Regions from separate parts of the Mus musculus genome. Here region 2 is linked to region 1. The links are chromatin loops, found by intact Hi-C in ENCODE. Cell type or tissue: left cerebral cortex. All regions are shown on one strand. Links, peaks and the distances in the headings refer to the core of each region. The heading gives the core; the rest is flanking DNA.

What was found. Hi-C counts contacts between places; a loop is a spot of excess contacts. Peaks named below come from ENCODE experiments on the same cell type or tissue, not always from the same donor. Only the 100,000 strongest peaks of a DNase experiment are listed, where the experiment ranks them.
Region 2: a loop joins it to region 1, with 2.0 times the contacts of the local background. A loop is called at or near these places in 5 of 42 quality-filtered maps.

Annotation. Positions count from the first base shown.
Region 1 is chr11:96,263,215-96,271,475 of GRCm38, reverse strand. It overlaps Gm51876 (a long non-coding RNA gene), which reads left to right and starts at 2,425. Exons shown (of 3, transcript XR_003949606.1): 1 at 2,425-3,252; 2 at 6,156-6,325; 3 at 6,420-6,635. It overlaps Mir196a-1 (microRNA 196a-1), which reads right to left and starts at 6,312; the gene lies at 6,211-6,312. It overlaps Hoxb9 (homeobox B9), which reads right to left and starts at 146. Exons shown (of 2, transcript NM_008270.2): 1 at 1-146. It overlaps Gm53 (predicted gene 53), which reads right to left. Exons shown (of 3, transcript NR_037977.1): 3 at 6,992-7,302. In left cerebral cortex, for the core only: no CTCF peak of the experiment used is centred there; no DNase peak of the experiment used is centred there.
Region 2 is chr11:96,187,855-96,196,115 of GRCm38, reverse strand. It overlaps Hoxb13 (homeobox B13), which reads right to left and starts at 1,800. Exons shown (of 2, transcript NM_008267.4): 1 at 1,070-1,800; 2 at 1-143. The coding sequence starts at 1,673. In left cerebral cortex, for the core only: no CTCF peak of the experiment used is centred there; no DNase peak of the experiment used is centred there.

The sequences.
Region 1 (8,261 bases), core at 1,318-6,317:
AAAAGGTGGCACACGGACCCGGTGCAGAGGGCTTTCGGACGCGACCCCCCCCAGACCCCCACCCTCCCACCCCCACCCCCTGCTCAACTTCTCAGCCAACAAAGTACAGTGGAGCAGCCCGGCTCGGAGCTCCTTGCAAAATGATTGGTCAAAGTTTTGCGGACTGCCTGATAAAGCGTCAGCTCCGACATAAATCAATCGGGCGAGGGGGCTGCGCTCGCGCTGTCATCCGTCCTCACCGCATTCCATATCCAGGATGGATTGTTTTATGCTGATGCAATGTGCTATCACGTCAGGGCTCCGGCGGCCACGTAACCTCAGCCTGAGCTGCCGGGCCGCCCGGGCCCCTCCCGCTTTTACAGGAAGGGGGGTTCTCAACATGGGGCGATGGGGGCGGAGGAGAGGCGGAGGCAAGCAGCGGGCTGCCTCAGGAGGGACGCAGGCTGAGGAGCCCTCTCCCCAGGCAGATTGGGGGGGGGGGGAGGACCAGCATACAGGGAGGGAGAGCGCCCCAGCCTCAGAGCTGCGGGAGAGGCCCGACAGGGTAATTAAAGAGGAGGTAGTCTTGTCGCCCCCCCCCAACACCTCCACCTCCACCCCGCGGGCCCTCATTTCCTGTCCTCTGTCCCCTTGACAGAGATGTTTATTAAACAACAGCAGTACAGCGACCCACAGGAGATGAAGTAAAAGGATGAGAAAGAAGTTGGGGCTTTTATAGGACAGTTATCCTCTTTGGAGGGGGTTCAGGGCACAATTTGGGGAGATTTACGTGACTAGGCTCTTCCCTTGATCCTTTAGCAGCTGAGAGAGGCGAAAGGGGACTAGTGTCCAAAGAATCATTATCTGTCTTGAAATTATAGCCTGCCTAAGGCCAAAGAGACACACCAGGCCCTGGAACTAGAGTTTCGGGAGACTAACCAGTCTTGTTTAACTCCTTAAAATTTTTCTTGGGCCTTTGTGAAAGGCTGGGTCCATGGTCATTTCTTGTCCTTCATCCAGGAATCTCTGAGACCCTTAAAAATGTCCAGATGAGAGGGCTAATGTGGGAAATGATTAAAGGAGAAGGGGAAGAAGACTCCCCAAACGGCACAGTAAGGAACACCGGGTTACCTTCCTTTCCATCCAAAAAGGGAAAGAGGCCAGCTAAATTCTCAGCACTCTAGCGCTTTTCACCCGGAATTGCCGCTCTGGAAAAGGTCCAAATACTGACATAGGACGGTAGCAAGTACAGAGGAGTCCCCGGCATCAGTCCGTTTCCCCCACCCGCCGCCTTCTCGCCTACAATCCTCTCGTGGAGATTACAAATAGTGCATTTTATTAGCAGCTAATCTGCGGCCCTGCGCAGGGACTCCCCCGAGGCCACGGGCTGGTTTCCTGGCGGCTCTCCCAGCTCTTGCCTCTACAGCTTCTGCCTGGGTGCAGGCGCCTCCCCCGGTGTGGTGCTCTGGGAGGCCGGGCCCCTAGACAGGCTTGGTTTCCTCGGGTTAGGTTTAAAGACAGATTTCTTGGCTATTCTCTGAGTCTGGACCGTTATTAGGCAGACTGCTCCGGGGGCCATGACTCCCTCCTTAGCCTCCCCTTCTTTTAGAAAAAGTGGAACCGTTCTAACTTGGGGGTCAATATGTTTTTAGCCAGTACCCCTACTGCCCAGTGGAAGGCTGCGGATCACCTCCGAGAGCACACACACAGTCCCGCCCGCTTGTCTTTCTAAATGAAGCCATCTCGTGTCATTACGTGTGAAATACGAGGGCGAAGCGCCATATTTCTTCACATTATGGCGATTTCAAAATGATTTTTTAAAGATCAATGCGGGCGCCCAGCCGGCCCCTTCAATTCCACCCACGCTCTTGGAGAGCGACAGCCCAGCAGATCCGGAACCAAACAGCGTGAAGATCTATTTTTTTCCCTGTAGTATCCAAATGGGGAAACAAAAATCCGATGCAAATTCTTCTAAGTAGCGGTTGGACGCTTGGAAAAGTCAAGAGAGCTTCCCGGATCTGCCAGCAAGAAGCTGGGCCTGGAGCGAATGAATCATAGTTAGGGCAGAGCACCTGTTCCTGCTTTGCTAGTCCTATGAAATCTGCCATCAGTTTTACCTGTAATAAATATAGTCTTCAGGCCAAAAAAAAAAAAATCCCCTCCCCAGCCATAAATAACAGCGTTATGAAGCATGTCGAGGTGGGTATATGATTTTCTGTAGTATATAAATTAGGGCCCAAAAGGACATGTGAACTCTGGGCCGGGGCTCTTTTATTTATGGAAACGTGATGGAGCAAGGCTGTTTTTAAGACCCAAGCTGTATAGGCGCTGGGCTCTGCCCGCTGCCCTCCTGGTTCCCATTCCTCTCCCGGGCTTTGCTGCAGATTCTTCACTGGTTTAGTTTAGAGAAAGGATCAGAGGAAGAACCTTTGGGCTCCTGGCTTGTGCCCTGTAAGAGGGAGATAATCCGTTTAAATTCATATTTGTGGGTTATAGCTGCCCAGGGAGCCGTTCTTAATCCCTCCTGGAATCACTGATGGGTGAAGAGGAGACCCAGGCCTCTTTTCTAAGTAAGAAGTAGTTTTTCTAAGTAAGAAGATGCTGGGGATTGCGGGGGGGGGGGGCACACAAAGTGGAAGAGACAGATTTGGGAAGCTTGTCTTCTCTGGAGAGGTGATTACAGAAGAGAATGAACTTTCCCCCTCATCCCTGGGGTGTATACCCCATCTCACCCCCTCCAGGGGAAGACAGCAGCAGCAGCAGCAGCAGCAGCAGCAAGGAGTCTCACCCTTGCTGCAAGCTTTCCAGAAGGGATTGCTGCCTCAAACTTGAGCTCAGCTTCAACAGAGGCAAAGGACAAAATGGTCACCAGGGTGGGTGGCCCCTTGCTGAAATGCTTGGTGATCCCTGGAACCCCTCAAATCTTTTTCCCTTCCTAGGCAATGGTACCCACCATGCCAGAACACACAGAATTGTGGCCCCTAGGACCTACAGATACTTAACAAAAGTCACATTACAGTGGGGTCACTCTGTCCAGAGAGCAAAGCTCTCTGCAAGCCACCTCCAGTCCTAGAGAGAAAGGAAACCCCACATCCCCTAAAGCCCCTTGTCATGTCTTACACTGGAGCTTTGGCTGAACACAGCTGGGGCTAGTGGCATGTAGCATGAAAACAAACAAACAAACAAACAAAAACAGGAAGGCAAAACCTCTGGACCACACTGGGGCCCAGGGCAGCCAAGAAGAGAGGCTGCTGCTGACCACAACCAGCCGGGGTAAGTGCCTGCATTTTGGGAGAGTCTTTGGTGGGAGGTGGGGTGAGGGTGTCTCTGTCAGTAAGAAGAGAAAATCTAGAGATTGAAATGGGAGTACAAGGGGGGGGGAAGAAAACTGTGAGAAAAGAGAAAATAGTTTGTTTTTAGGTGATAAGCTACAGCTGATATTGATGCCTTCTGGGTTTAAGCAGATGTATTTGACTTGCGTGTCTGTTTCAAACTAATATTTCTGTAAGGGAGTCTAGAGGTCAAATATGCTCTATTATATACCTTTATAGGATATACAATTATCTTTCCAACTGTAATACTAAATGTGTCGGGGCATAGGCATTTAAGATCTAATTGTTCATATGTGGTTATGTGAATAATGAATGCTAACAGTGATTATGTCTTGTTTTTTTAAATATAACCCCAAAGCTGGTGTGCATATATTTTTTAAAAAAACAATACACCTATAGGGAAGACAAAAACCTGGATATTAATGTCTAAATTTTGGCTATACAAAAGCTGATGTGAATCTTGCCTCCTAACTTAGTATCCAAGCAAAATTCATACTACATCTTCAAACAAATGTGTGTGACTTAAAGCTGGATTCAATTACAGTGTCCTGCTGGAACATTTTAATGGAAGATGAAACAAATACCTCCAACTGACCCAGAAAAGGTCATGAAATTTGGTGACTTTTGTTATCCAGCCATGAAATCTTTTTACTTTTTACTTCGTATCTTCCCCCAGCCGGCAGAGACAGCATGCACTATGTGACACTTATTTCATGGTATTGAAGGGGATAAGGGTGGAGATATTATTATTTGTATCTTGTACAAGTGTGAAGGGAAAGGAGCCAACTGAGTGTGTCAGTCCTCAGGTGACTGTGAAGGTTATAGCACTGTGAAGGACAAAACACTGCTGCATACAACAACCTTGTTAAAGTCCCCAGGCACTGGAGACATTTCTTCTGAGCCCCAGGTTAGACTCCAGACCTACTCTGGGATACAGTGAGGTTTGAAGATACATGTTCCATTAGACATTGGAGGCGAAAAATAAGATCCCAGAACCCACGCCCTTTGTCCAAAATAATTTCCAAACAGGTATCAAGTTCTGTACACAGGGACTCAAACCTGGGAGCTTCCACAACCCCAAGGAAGGGTCTTAATTGAAAAATAACGAAATCTTCTGTCATCCGGCATAGGATGTCAGAGGTCAGTGGCCCCATTGGACCTGAGGAATCTTCTTACCAACTCTCAGCCATCACAGATATCCAAGACAGTGGGAGGTGACTGAGTCCTTTGGGAGGAGGCATCAAGGAGACCAAACGGAGTGGGCAGTGGGCGGCAGGCAGAGCGGAAAGGGTTCTGAGCAGGTAGAAAGCTATTACATAATTGCTTCCATAAAACCTTTGGCTGTTGTAAAACTCTCTGCTTTCCAAAGACTTTATTTCCTCCTTTCTCTCTTAAATCCCCCCTTTTTCTTTTTTTTTTTCTTTTTTCTTTCTTTCTTTTTTATTTTTTTACAGCACTTTTCCTGGGAGGAGGTGGCCAGGGTGGGTGGGGAACCAAGGGAGGGAAGGTGGCCAGGCTTCTGTTGCCTGTTTGGGTTTCTAAGTAGTCCTCAAAGAAGCAAGGTAAGGCAGCAGGAACATCCCAGACCCCCTTAGCCCACAGAGGAAGATACGCAGATGTCATAGGACATTGTCTAAGGTCCTTTTTTTTTCTTTTTTCTTTTTTTTTTAATCAGAGCAGTGAGTTGTAGAAAGACTGCTCTGCACTGGGAGTGGGTCTCTCTGTGCTTTCTGCCATTGCAGAGGCCTCTTGTTCAATGCCCCCTCCCAACCCACCGATCCCCACTCCCCCAACCCCCCCCACCCCGAATCTAAATCAGCCTGGCGCCGAGTCCCATCCGGTCAGGGCCTCTTTCATGGGCCCCTTGCACATTTCCTCTGCCTCAAGCAGGGAACGGGTTTAGGAACAAAAGTTAGCCTATTCGTTGGCAAGTCCTTCTTCCCACCAGCACTCCAAAGAACTTCTTTCCTGGGCACAGAGCCAGCAGCAGCCTTGAAGGGCTAGGGTCAGAGAGGACAAACTGCCTTACCCTGTCCGGACTCTAATCCCGCCATTACAGCAGGCTGTACATACTGAGTAACCTAGCAGTTTAGATTCCCCTGCTGGTTAGGCCCTTCTCCCAGAGGCTGGAGGTCCTCAGGCTTTGTGTGAACCCACAGGCCAGCTCAGCTAGTGGGTAAAGAGCCAACTAGAATTTAGGAAAGGAAGGACTCCTCATACCCCCCCCCCTCTCTCTCACACACACACACACACACACACACACACAGGAAGCCCTGTCCCACTAGGGGGCCCTAGAAGGAACCCTGACAACCTGAAGGCTGAGACTGCAAAGGGTCTTGATTTTTCTCTTTGGGATTGGGACCTACTGGCTCCTTAGAGGAGCTTCAAACTTTGGCTGAGGTATAGCTCCCCCACCCCCCATCCAAAGATTACAAAGACTCAGAGGACAACCCCCCACCCCCCCACCCCACCCCCGTAGCCCTGTTGGAAACCAATTCTGTGCAGAGACCTTTCAGGGAAGATCTGGCTGCAGACAGGAGCCTACAACCCAAAGGCTTGAAGCCCTGACTGTTATCCTTGACTTTGCAGCAAAAGAGCTTAACCCCTACATTGCCTTTGAGAGATAACAATATTCACATTTTATCCCTCTCCTCTCCCTCTCCCTCTCCCTCTCCCTCTCCCTCTCCCTCTCCCTCTCCCTCTCCCTCTCCCTCTCTCTGTCTACCTACCCATCTATCTCTAAAAGGTGAAGAGACATCCTCAGAATTCCCCAGGTTTCTTCTTGAGGGAACATCTTTGCTATTCTCAGTTGAGGACCCTCAAGCCTGTTTTATTATTTTGCAGGGGGAACTGACACGCCAGTCCTGAGGAACCCTACCGAACTCCCCCAGCTAAGCAAGAAGCAGTAACTGCCATGAATCAGGTGGTTTGATGTCGTTGTGTTCAGAAAGCCAGGCCCAACAACATGAAACTACCTACTTCACTCAACAGTCCCGGCTCAAGCTGCCTGGCGGGTGAGGGCTCACTGGGGCACCCCCCCGTGAGCTAAAATGGCCACGCAATTTACTTCCTCTGCTTAACTTGTTTTCTTCCACTTTTTCCTAACAGAGGTCCGCTGCTAGTTAACCAGGAATTTGAAGTACTGGACCCAGAAATCCAGAACTGACTTCAAGAATCCTGACCAAGGCCCAGGTCTAAGCCCGGCCAGGGCCTTTGTGAGATACCTACTTGGCCTCTCAGCACAGACCGGAGTTGGAGGGCTCCCCAGATGAAAAGGATTCCTAACTTCAAACTGCTAGGGAGATTCGCACACACTCACCATCTGGCCAGGCCCTGGGCTCCAGGGTTACCCAGACTCCCAGGCAGCTCTCAGATATCCAACTCTAAGGCAACCCCAGCCTTGAGACAGGGGAGTAGACAGGAGAGTGGAGCCAAGTAGAACTGAGGAAAAAAAAATTGATGGAGAAAGTCAGGGTTAGAAGGCACCGTGAATTCTAGGGCACAAACAATAAGGCTGAAACAGTCACTCTGCTGGCATACGATAGGACTCTGGTTTCACAGCTGCTGGACAGCCCCAGGTAGGCCACTCTTTTCCACATTTACAAAGAAGTGGAGACGTTGAGGACCTGGCTGGGGAAAGGCAGAGAACAAGTTTGCTTCCTCTAGTCTGAGTACATCCTTGTCTCCCGCTCTCTTCCATCCCTACAAAGTCACTTCGCACATCCTCACAGGTTGTGGCTCAGTTGATGCCACAACTATCAGAGGCCTCTTAGACTTACCTGAGCCGGTGAGGGAGAGTCGATCGGAGCGGGCTCTCTCCCTCCCTGCTCCCGAAGGCAAGTGTCCGCTTGGCCACGTGTGTGTCCCTGGCGTGGAAACTCGGAGATAAGGAGGGAGTCTGCCTGGCTGCCGGCTTCTCTTTTAGGGACCGGAAATACAATAAAACTTCACCGTGCTGATGAACTTCAAACAGTTTATATCCCCTCTTGTCCTGAAAAGAAACACGACCGGGGCGGGTATAAGGAAAGGAAAACAATTTACTAGGCTAAAGGAGCTTGCAGACTCTGCCCGCGTGGAGAGAAGTCTCCCGGGCCTCTGTGCCTTTCTCTCTAGCTCCGTGGCCAGGACTGGAAGCCTGTGGACGCCTAACCTGGGCCCCTAGAACCCAGAGCCAAGCCAAGGACTCTGGATGCGGGGCTCCTAGCAACCTGCTAGGCAGAGCTGGGAGCCCTGCACTCCTCGCTACAAGCCCAGCTGATGTGCTATCTGCTTGTTGCGGGGGTTTAGGGTTTTCCGCTGCTTTCCGGCTTCCAGACCTTTGTCCTGCCCCACCCGTTTATTGCCAGGTACTTGTTAAAATAGGACAGGGGATAAGACTTGGAAAACTCTCAGGGCTTGAAGGAGGCTGAGCAGTGAACCGCTCCAGAGGTGAAACCCGCGGGGATCTCCTTGTCCCGCGTACAAAGCACAAATGACAGCACAATGACGTTCCTTGTCCCCGAGTCTCACTGCTTGCTTCTCTCCCTTTCTTTTACAAGCTTCAAAACCAAATCAAAGCAAGCAGTGGACCTCAAGTTGCCACTGCCTTCCGTCATGGGCAGTTTGCTCCCGCCCCCTCCACATTTTTCGTGGAATCCGGATTTGTTCTACCAGAGCACTGCAGCGCAAAACTAATAGGAAAAAAAAAATTTCTCTTTCTCCGGGGACTCCAGAGAACCAGGAGCCATGATAGTGGCTTCTGACCCTCTTTGTGTACTGGAAGTACATGATTGTGCGATTTGGGGGGACAGCAAAGGGATTCCCTTCACCCCAATTATTCATCACCAAGCACCAAAACTTCGAGTCTAAAATACACTCAAAAGGCTGAGATAATCTCAGGCTCAGCTGCAGACCCAGGAGGGGTCCCCTGTCCCGCAGACACACAGGTGCAGCAGCAGCCTAGCCAACTCA
Region 2 (8,261 bases), core at 1,130-6,129, 75 kb after region 1:
GCGCCTCTTGTCCTTAGTGATAAACTTGTTGGCTGCATACTCCCGCTCCAACTCCCGCAACTGCCCCTTGCTATAGGGAATGCGTTTTTTGCGGCCTCGGCGGAAGGCACAGCCGTCGGGAGGAGGGTGCTGGACACTGGGCTCTGTGTGGTGGAAAAAGAGAGGGAAGAAAAGGCATCTTAGTCCCCTCTCTAGCGCAAGATCAAGCGCAGACCCAGGCCCTGCACGCCTCAGGGCTACGTCATCCTGCAGGCGCTTCCTGATCATCCTATGTGTGGGCCCGGCTCCCTCAAAGCACACAGCCCTAGATTCTGCCTGATTCTCTGATAGCCACTCACTCAGCCTCTGCTCCTACTGGCCACCCCCACCATCACTGACCTCACACCAGGAGTCTGCAAACACACCCACCCTGTCAGGTTTTTGTCCACAATCACACAATCCACTTTCACATGCGTGTTCGGATTCAGCCACTCCTCCAAACTGGCAAATTATGTACATGAGAAAACAGGGTTCTGTTCCCTACCCAACACACACATACACACACAAACACCATGCACACACACTTACACGCACACTCACGAACACACCCTTCAATACACCCTCAGTCAAAGAAAACCTAAATTTTCCTTTCGAAATTGACCTAAAAAAAGGAAAGGGTTATATTCTCGAGGAAACACCCAATATCTCCGATCCCACCTCTCAATGCCACTCTCGAGACCACTGGATTATGTCATTTGGCCTTTGGGCAGAATTAGTCTGGGATTGTGCTGGGTAGGGACTCTTTGCCCCCAATCAACAGCAGAGATCCAAGGTTCTCCCGACATATTCAAAGACTGGTCCTAGAGCCTCCTGGAGAAGTCAGGAAGGCTAGCACCCTGCTGAGGCCCCTTATTCTGACCCTCTGAGGCCCTCTTGTTGCCTGGACCCTCCCTCACAGTCCTAGTAAATAACCCAGGAACCCTAGGCCCCTCCTCATCAGCCCGAAGTTTCCCTTCCTCTCCTCTTCCTCCTTCCCAGCAAGTGCCAGCGTAGCCCATGCTGAGCCAAGGGGAGCCAGAGTAGAACTTACCTGCAAACGCTGCTTTCCAGAATGGACCTGGTGGGTTCTGTTCACCTTGGCAACACATCTGGCTGTTCCAGCCACCGGCCAGGGCCCAGGGCTGGTAACTGTCCACGGGAAGCAGAGAATCGTGGCGAGGCTCTCCGGGGGCTCCCAGGGTCTGCACCACAGACACATCCAGGTAACTGGCCATAGGCTGGTATGGTCCCGGGTAGCCCGGATAGAAGGCAAACTCGGTGGGACGGCTGGGATACTCCTCCCCAGGTGCAGGAGTTTCCGAAGGGTAGGTAGCCAGGGCGGCCGTCTGGGCACAGGGTTTCAGGGAGCTCCTGGATACTCGGCAAGAGTAGTACCCGCCTCCAAAGTAGCCATAAGGCACAGGAGCTGGAGATGCCCCCTGAGGCACCCCAGGACAAGGGTGGCACTGCTTTGGTGGCTCTGCAGAGCCTGGCAGATCCAGGGGGGCATAGTTGACAGTTGGCATCAGCGTTGGAGCCGCGGGATGGCTAGCCAGTGGGGAGGAGTGGGAGACTAGATTCCGACCCCCTCCAGCTCCCAGCAAGCCTTCGATATCCTTGGCCCCGTCCAAGGTGGCATAATTGCCGGGCTCCATGGAGCCAATGATCGGCTCATGGGGAGCCGAGGGTGAGGGTTCTAGGGGGCAGCAAGCTGTCTCTCCCCACCCAGGCCCAGGGAATCCTAAGCGTTTTAAATCGCTCCCAGCTCGAACGGCGCCTGCATTCGCCTGGCTGGGCCGTCTTGACGCAAGAGACGCAAGAGCCCGGGCATGAGCGCTGATTGGCTGTGGCCTGGGGGAGAGAGGCTCATAAAATCCTCCCGCAGAAATTGCAGGGGGAGAAGGGACGGGGAGCCCGGCTCCGCCTCCTCTCTTCCCTTCTCTTCCTCTCCGCCTGTCTCTTTTTCTTTTTGTATGTGTGTCTCTGTCTTTATCTGTATGTGTTCTGTGTCTCTGTCTCTATATGTGTCTCTGCTTCTGCCTGCTGTCTCGGGTCTCTGCCTGCGCTCTCTCTCTCTCTCTCTCTCTCTCTCTCTCTTCCTGGCTCCCAGTCTTCTGCGCTTTGGCAGGTTTAACGAGAGAATAAAAAGCTCTCCCAATAAAGTGTCCATCTCCTGGGGATGAGGGGAGTCGGGGGAAGGGCTGGGAGGCCACTTCGGGCTGCCTCAAAGGAGAACCCGGGAATGCTTCTGAGATGGGAATGAGAACTGTAGGCGTCAGGGAGCTCTGTGCTTGGAGGCTGGGTACTAGCCACCGTAGCTCATTGTAGATATCCTTTCTGTCCCTAATACACTGCGCCCAGGCAAGTGCCTTCCAGGTCTGTCCCCCAAGGACCCTGCCTAGTCACAACACTGAAAGCCCGGAGGCCCCAATGGGGATGAGGCGGAGCCAAGGGGCGGGGGACACGAAGGAACGTTGAAAACGTGCAGTGCTTGGCTCAGGGAACGCAGTGTCCGGATCTGAAGGGGAAATAGAGCCAATGTCTGGGAAGGGGGTCTGGATTTCCGTTTAAGGGTGGAGAAAGAGACCAAGAGACACAGGCGTACAGGGGCTTTACTTGAAGGAATAGACTCGGTGTGGAAAAGGAAGGCTGGCGGGGGGGGGGGGGGTAGGCAGAGAGGGAGGAGAAAGGAAGAGAGGAAAAAAGGGAGAGGGAGAGAGGGAGAGGTTGAAACATCACAAATGGGAAGGGGGGGTCAAGATTGTATCCCTTTTTCTGGAATCTGCAGTCTGGGGGAGCCAAGGCTGGTTTCGTGGCCATCCCCACCTGTGGGGATCCTGGGTCCCAAGATTGCAGGAGCTTGGTCTGTGTGGGGGCCTTTCTGCTCTTTGGTGCCGCTCTCTAGGCCGGAAAGTCCAGGAACCGAACCCTGGCCCCAGCACACTTCCACAGGACTGAGGGACTAGAAAGCTCAGGACCCCCTAGCTGCCTCTTTAAATTTCCTTGGAAGTTAAAGAGGAGGAGAGAGAGAGTGAACTACCCCAACTGCTAGAATTGTCCGAGGCCCTCTGTTGGGGCCTATTGTGCTGTAGATTCAAATGGCTTGTTTCACAAATCTGCCCTTAAAGTTGGTTTGTTTTTTGTTTTTTGTTTCTTTCCTGTATCACTTTCACATGAAATCCCTTTGTGTCTTCTAGTTTTCTCTCAGGTTTCCCCTCACCCCGGCAGAAAATTTGAACTTTTCTATTCTACATCAAGAGTTTGTTTGTAATAAAGAATCGAACCCCTTGAGCTGAGTCCGGCTCAGCCAAAGCCTAAACTTGAACTTGAGTCACTTTGTGGGAAAGGGCCTATGAAAGCCAGAATGGAGGCCTGTAGTATACTGTGTATCACTCCCAACAGACATTGTTAATAACTGACATGAAGCACAAACATCCCCTCTGATTTTTATCACATTTGAAAACATAGAGAAAGGAAAAAAGAGGAAGGTGTCTGTTCACTGCTTCCCAAAGCCCAATCCAGGTTGTTGTTCACCCAATCATGAAGGGCAGAAACACCAGGATTTCCCCCCTAAAGATTTCGAACTTCCCAGTTCTTAGGTTTCTGTAGACACAGATGCCTGTATGCTGGGATGTAGAGATACAGTGGCATTCACCTTTGATTCCAGCACCAGGGAGGCAGAGGCAGGCCTTTTCAGACCTAGCTTGCTCTACAGACAGAGTTTCAGGACAGCCAGGGCTGCACAGAGAAACCCTGTCTTTGGTGGGGAGGAAAGATGTGTGTAAGTTTATTAATGCTGATACAGCATGAGTGGCCTTTACTTTTTTAAAAAAAAAATCAAAATCATTTGACAAAACAACACTTCTGGGTATAAGGGAAATTTTTACATCCATCGTGGGGTATGTTCTAACACTTTCTTTTTTAGATTACTGAAACTGCATAGATATCCAGAAGATTTGCATGGCCCCTGGGATATATGACATGCAAATTCTCACAGCATTTTATGCCACACACTGGCCTCAAGCTCCCTTTGTAGCTGAAGGTATCTCTGAAATTCTGATCTTCCTGCATCTCCCTCCCAAGAGCTGCTGGCATGATAGAAACAACTTAGTCTTTTCTTTCTCTCTTTCCTCTCAGAACTCAGAATTGAACCCAGAGCATCACACGTGCTAGATAAATATTCTACCAATGAACCATGTCCCCGCTGGTTCCCACTTTTAGAAAGGAAGAAAAAAAAAGAGTAATTGTGGTGTCATGCACTAGGTTTGCCGAAGCACTAGCCATAGATATTCAAAACTGGAAGCAAGTCAGATTCTAGCGAGAGTGGGATAGGCAAAGGAAATCAGGCTGGAATGAAACATGGGGATTAAAACCCAGCAAATGACACTGGTGAAAGAAGCCAGATATAAAAGACTACGTCTTTATGATTTCCATGTCTATATAGTTCAAGAGCTTTGGGTATTCTATCCCAGGGAACAGGTCTAGGTATTAGGTTTATTAGCATTTGAACTAGGCTCCTGTTACCTTTGCATGTTCATATATGCGAGTTCCTCTGTTGTGTGACTTGCCCCATATCTCAACGGGATTCAAAATAGAAACGAGCCAAAAAAAAAAAAAAAAGAGAGAGAGAGAGGTAATAAAGAGACTTTCTAAGGCCCTAGAAATGTTATCTCCACGTGGACGCTGGTTATGTGGGGGTATTCAATTTGTTAAGACCCCGTATGCCTAGGATTCCTGCTTTGCTCCCACCCCAACCAGTTGTATCCCAACTTAGGAAGAACAATAATTAAACAACAATAATTTCTAGCAGTGTGTGAGGCCCTGGGTTCTATTTATAATGTACTGAGAGGGGAAAAAAAAAAAAACCACAGCAGCAATGGCTACAACTGAGCTTTTTGGAGGTAAAATGCTTATATAAACATGCACAGGAGGAAGGCTGCAGAGACTCCTTACAGAATGGGGACTGACCAGCTTAAACTTTGACACTCTTAGCTGTGCTAGAAAACTCCCTCTGGATCAGACATGTTTCAACATAAATAGTAGGAAGAATTTGGTTTTGTTCCCTCAGAAATTTATTCGGCGTGTATTTTATCCCAGGTAACAGGTCTAGGTATTACAGTTATTAGCATTCCAGCTAGGCTCCTGTTATCTTTGCATGTTCATATATGTGAGAGTGCTTCTGTTGTGTGACTTGCCCCATATCTCAACGGGATTCGAAAACAGGACTTGGCCTCCTTCTCTCTAAAAATGGTGCTAATAATTCTTACCTTACAGGAATGAGATTTTGCATATGAAAGCATTTTGCAAACTGGACAAATGCGACTTCAATTTGCGCTCCCGTGTGTGTACGTGAATAATGAAATGATTTGCTTTTATTTAAAAGGAAGAACTGCCCTAGAACATTTAGATCACTTCTTCCTAGCGTAGGAACCGGGGGTCCCACACAGAAACTGAGATTCCGCCCCTGGGACTCTGCAGGAGTTCAGCTCCCAAACCCCTTCCCAACCCGTGGTCCTCTGGTCTCCCCAATAGCGTCCCCAGTCCTTTCTCCAGCTTCACAGAATTCTTTGTGTCCCGCTGGGAACCTCGTGTTAGACCCACCGGGAGGAGTCTGTAGCCTTAGAGCCCCCTTTACTGACCCAGCCAAATGCACTGAAAGCCTCAGCAGGCTCCTTTACATACCCGCCAGACACTTCCAGGAAGGTCAAGGCCAAGTTGAAAGTTAAGAGTCTGTTTACCTCCCAGGATCCCATTCAGCGCAGCCCCGCAGACCGCCTATGACCTTTACAGCCTTGCCTTTGAGCGAGGCCGACCCGCCCCCAGGGGTTCCGGCCACGGGGACTTGACACCTCGTTGTCAGCTCCCGCCCCAACTCGGGCTCAGGAGGGAGGGAGCAAGACGAGCCCACCCGCTCCACTTAGGGGCATTGGTTAAATTTTGCTTTATTTTATTGTAAAGTGAGAGCTCGCTGCCTTCTTTATCCTGAGTGTATGGCGTGGCAATGATGGCGGCCCTCAGGTCGTTGGATGATTTATTCGCAGTGGGGCTGGGGAACACTTCCTTCTCCGAAAAGACCGAGATTTGCGGGATCCACAGGACTGCATGCGCCCGGCTGAACATTGTGTGGTCTCTCCACTTCTCCTGGCTTCCTGAGAATGACCTGGTCTTAGTCTTGGTCTTGTTCTGCTCCTTCCTCTTTTCTCCAGACAATGTTTTCCCTGTCTTTATTCTTTTGTGAGTTTTTCTGCCCCTTTTGTGTTTGAGATTCTTTTTCTGTCTTTCCTTCGATTTTAGATATCTTGATTGCATATCCTTTTTTCTCCGTTTCTTTCTTTCTCTCTTTATTGCTTGCATTCTAGTGTCTGCGTCTTTGAATCTATTCTTTTTGGTTTTTGTTTCCCTTCTTATTTGACATTTGCTCTGTTATTTCTTTTGTTCTTTTCACTGTCGTTTTGTATTTCTCTCTCTTCTTTCTTCTGTTTCATGTTACTTTCTTTCTCCCAAAGAACACACACATTTTTCCTCTTCTGCCCTCTTGCCCAGTTTCTCATTATTCTTTGCTGAAGTCTGGAAAGGCCTGCTGCACTGTGGTGACTGCAGCCTGTGACTGGAAAAGGGATGTCAGCCCGGGGCAGAAAAGACCTGGTTTACAGGCCTGGGAGGCCCTATGTGGGGCTAGAACATCTCTCCCAAGGCTGTCTTAAAATGAAGTCTATTCTTTAAGCCTTAGAGGAAAATCTTTTTAGATAAGCTGACATTGAGATCCAAGAGCCAGTGGGATGGAGGCATGCCAGTGGGATGGAGGCATGGCAGGCTTAGTCAGAGGGACTCCTTAGCTCTCTAATCTGAGCAGCCCTGCAACATCCTCTTGGGGCAAGATGAAAAAGATTCTAGAGGCGAGGCTAGTTGCTGCATGCTCTCTCTGAGGGCTCTAGAACCTGGAGAGCTTTGTCAAGCCAGTGAATCTGTGAGTAGAGTCAAAAGCAGAGAGAAGAGAATGGCTTTGAAAAAAACAAAGAGCAGTGACCAAATACCTCTGCTCCTGGACTGTGAGCAACCACACCAGCTATATAGCCTGAATAGAAGACTGGCTGTTGTATCCCACCCCACCCACCAAACCCTGGTCCCCAACTCCCTCTTCCAACCCCTAGCTTTGCAAGGGTCAGAGCTTAGATACCCAACCCTGGCATTCAGCTCAGATCTGACTCAAAAACCATTAGCAATTCTGAGCCTAGTCCCGCCAAACATTACAAATATTACAGGTCCCTGCTCTAGAGGCCAGCATGTTAGAACGTTGGGCAAGCCTCACACCCATCCCCCAGACTCCTGGCCCAGTTTTCCTATGTGCACTGTGGGAAAGGGAATGGGTGGCATGTTTCTGCTTCCCTGTGAGTTCCCAGCAGGCCTAACACGGGGCAAAGGGACACCAGGGGAAGCCTCTAGGGAAAAAGGTTGTGTTGGAGGAAGCCCATGGAAGGGGAAGAAAGAGGTCATGAGACCACCACCGCTACTAATTTGTATCTATTTGTATCTATGTTTGGACCAAAGGAGCCAAGTTCTGCGGTGAAACCTTGATGGAGCAAGTCATCTGGGATCTTGCATCCAGATTGCAAATGCCTCAGGACTCCATGAAAGGGTTCCAAATGGACGTTGGACATTCATCTCCCGAAGCTTCACTCTAGTTCCCTGAGAAGTTCTCCAGAGCTTCAACCCAGACACACCAGAACCTGGAGAAGCAGGGCAAGACCTTTAAATGAGGGGGGCCTCAATCAGTATCCTTGAGGTTTGTAGCAACCTCTAGGAGCCTGAGCTTCTGTTTCAACTCTTGGGGTCTCTGCCAGGACTCTGGAATGCGGCCTCTTTTAAAAAGGATGTGCCTACAAATTCGCAAAAGCAACTTACAACCCACTCACCACCTTGCCCCCCCCCTCCCACCCACATGTGGTCTTGGTGGTGGTGGCATTGTTGATAATGACAGTGGACTACCATTCTCAAGGTTGCTGATCCCAGGTCTATCCAGACCCTCTCTCCTGTTAGAAAGACTGAACTTTTACTCTTAACAGCTGTGTCCTAAATCCACACCATTTCACCTATGCAGCCTAAAAAAGAAATGCAGATTTGAGGCTTGGGGCTTTGGGGGCTGGGAGGGATAGTAGATTTTTATTTCTTGTTCTAATCCCCTTACCTCCCTTGCCAAAAGTAGCCCATCTTTCTCCTTTCTGCACCCATTCCAAGTTGCAAAG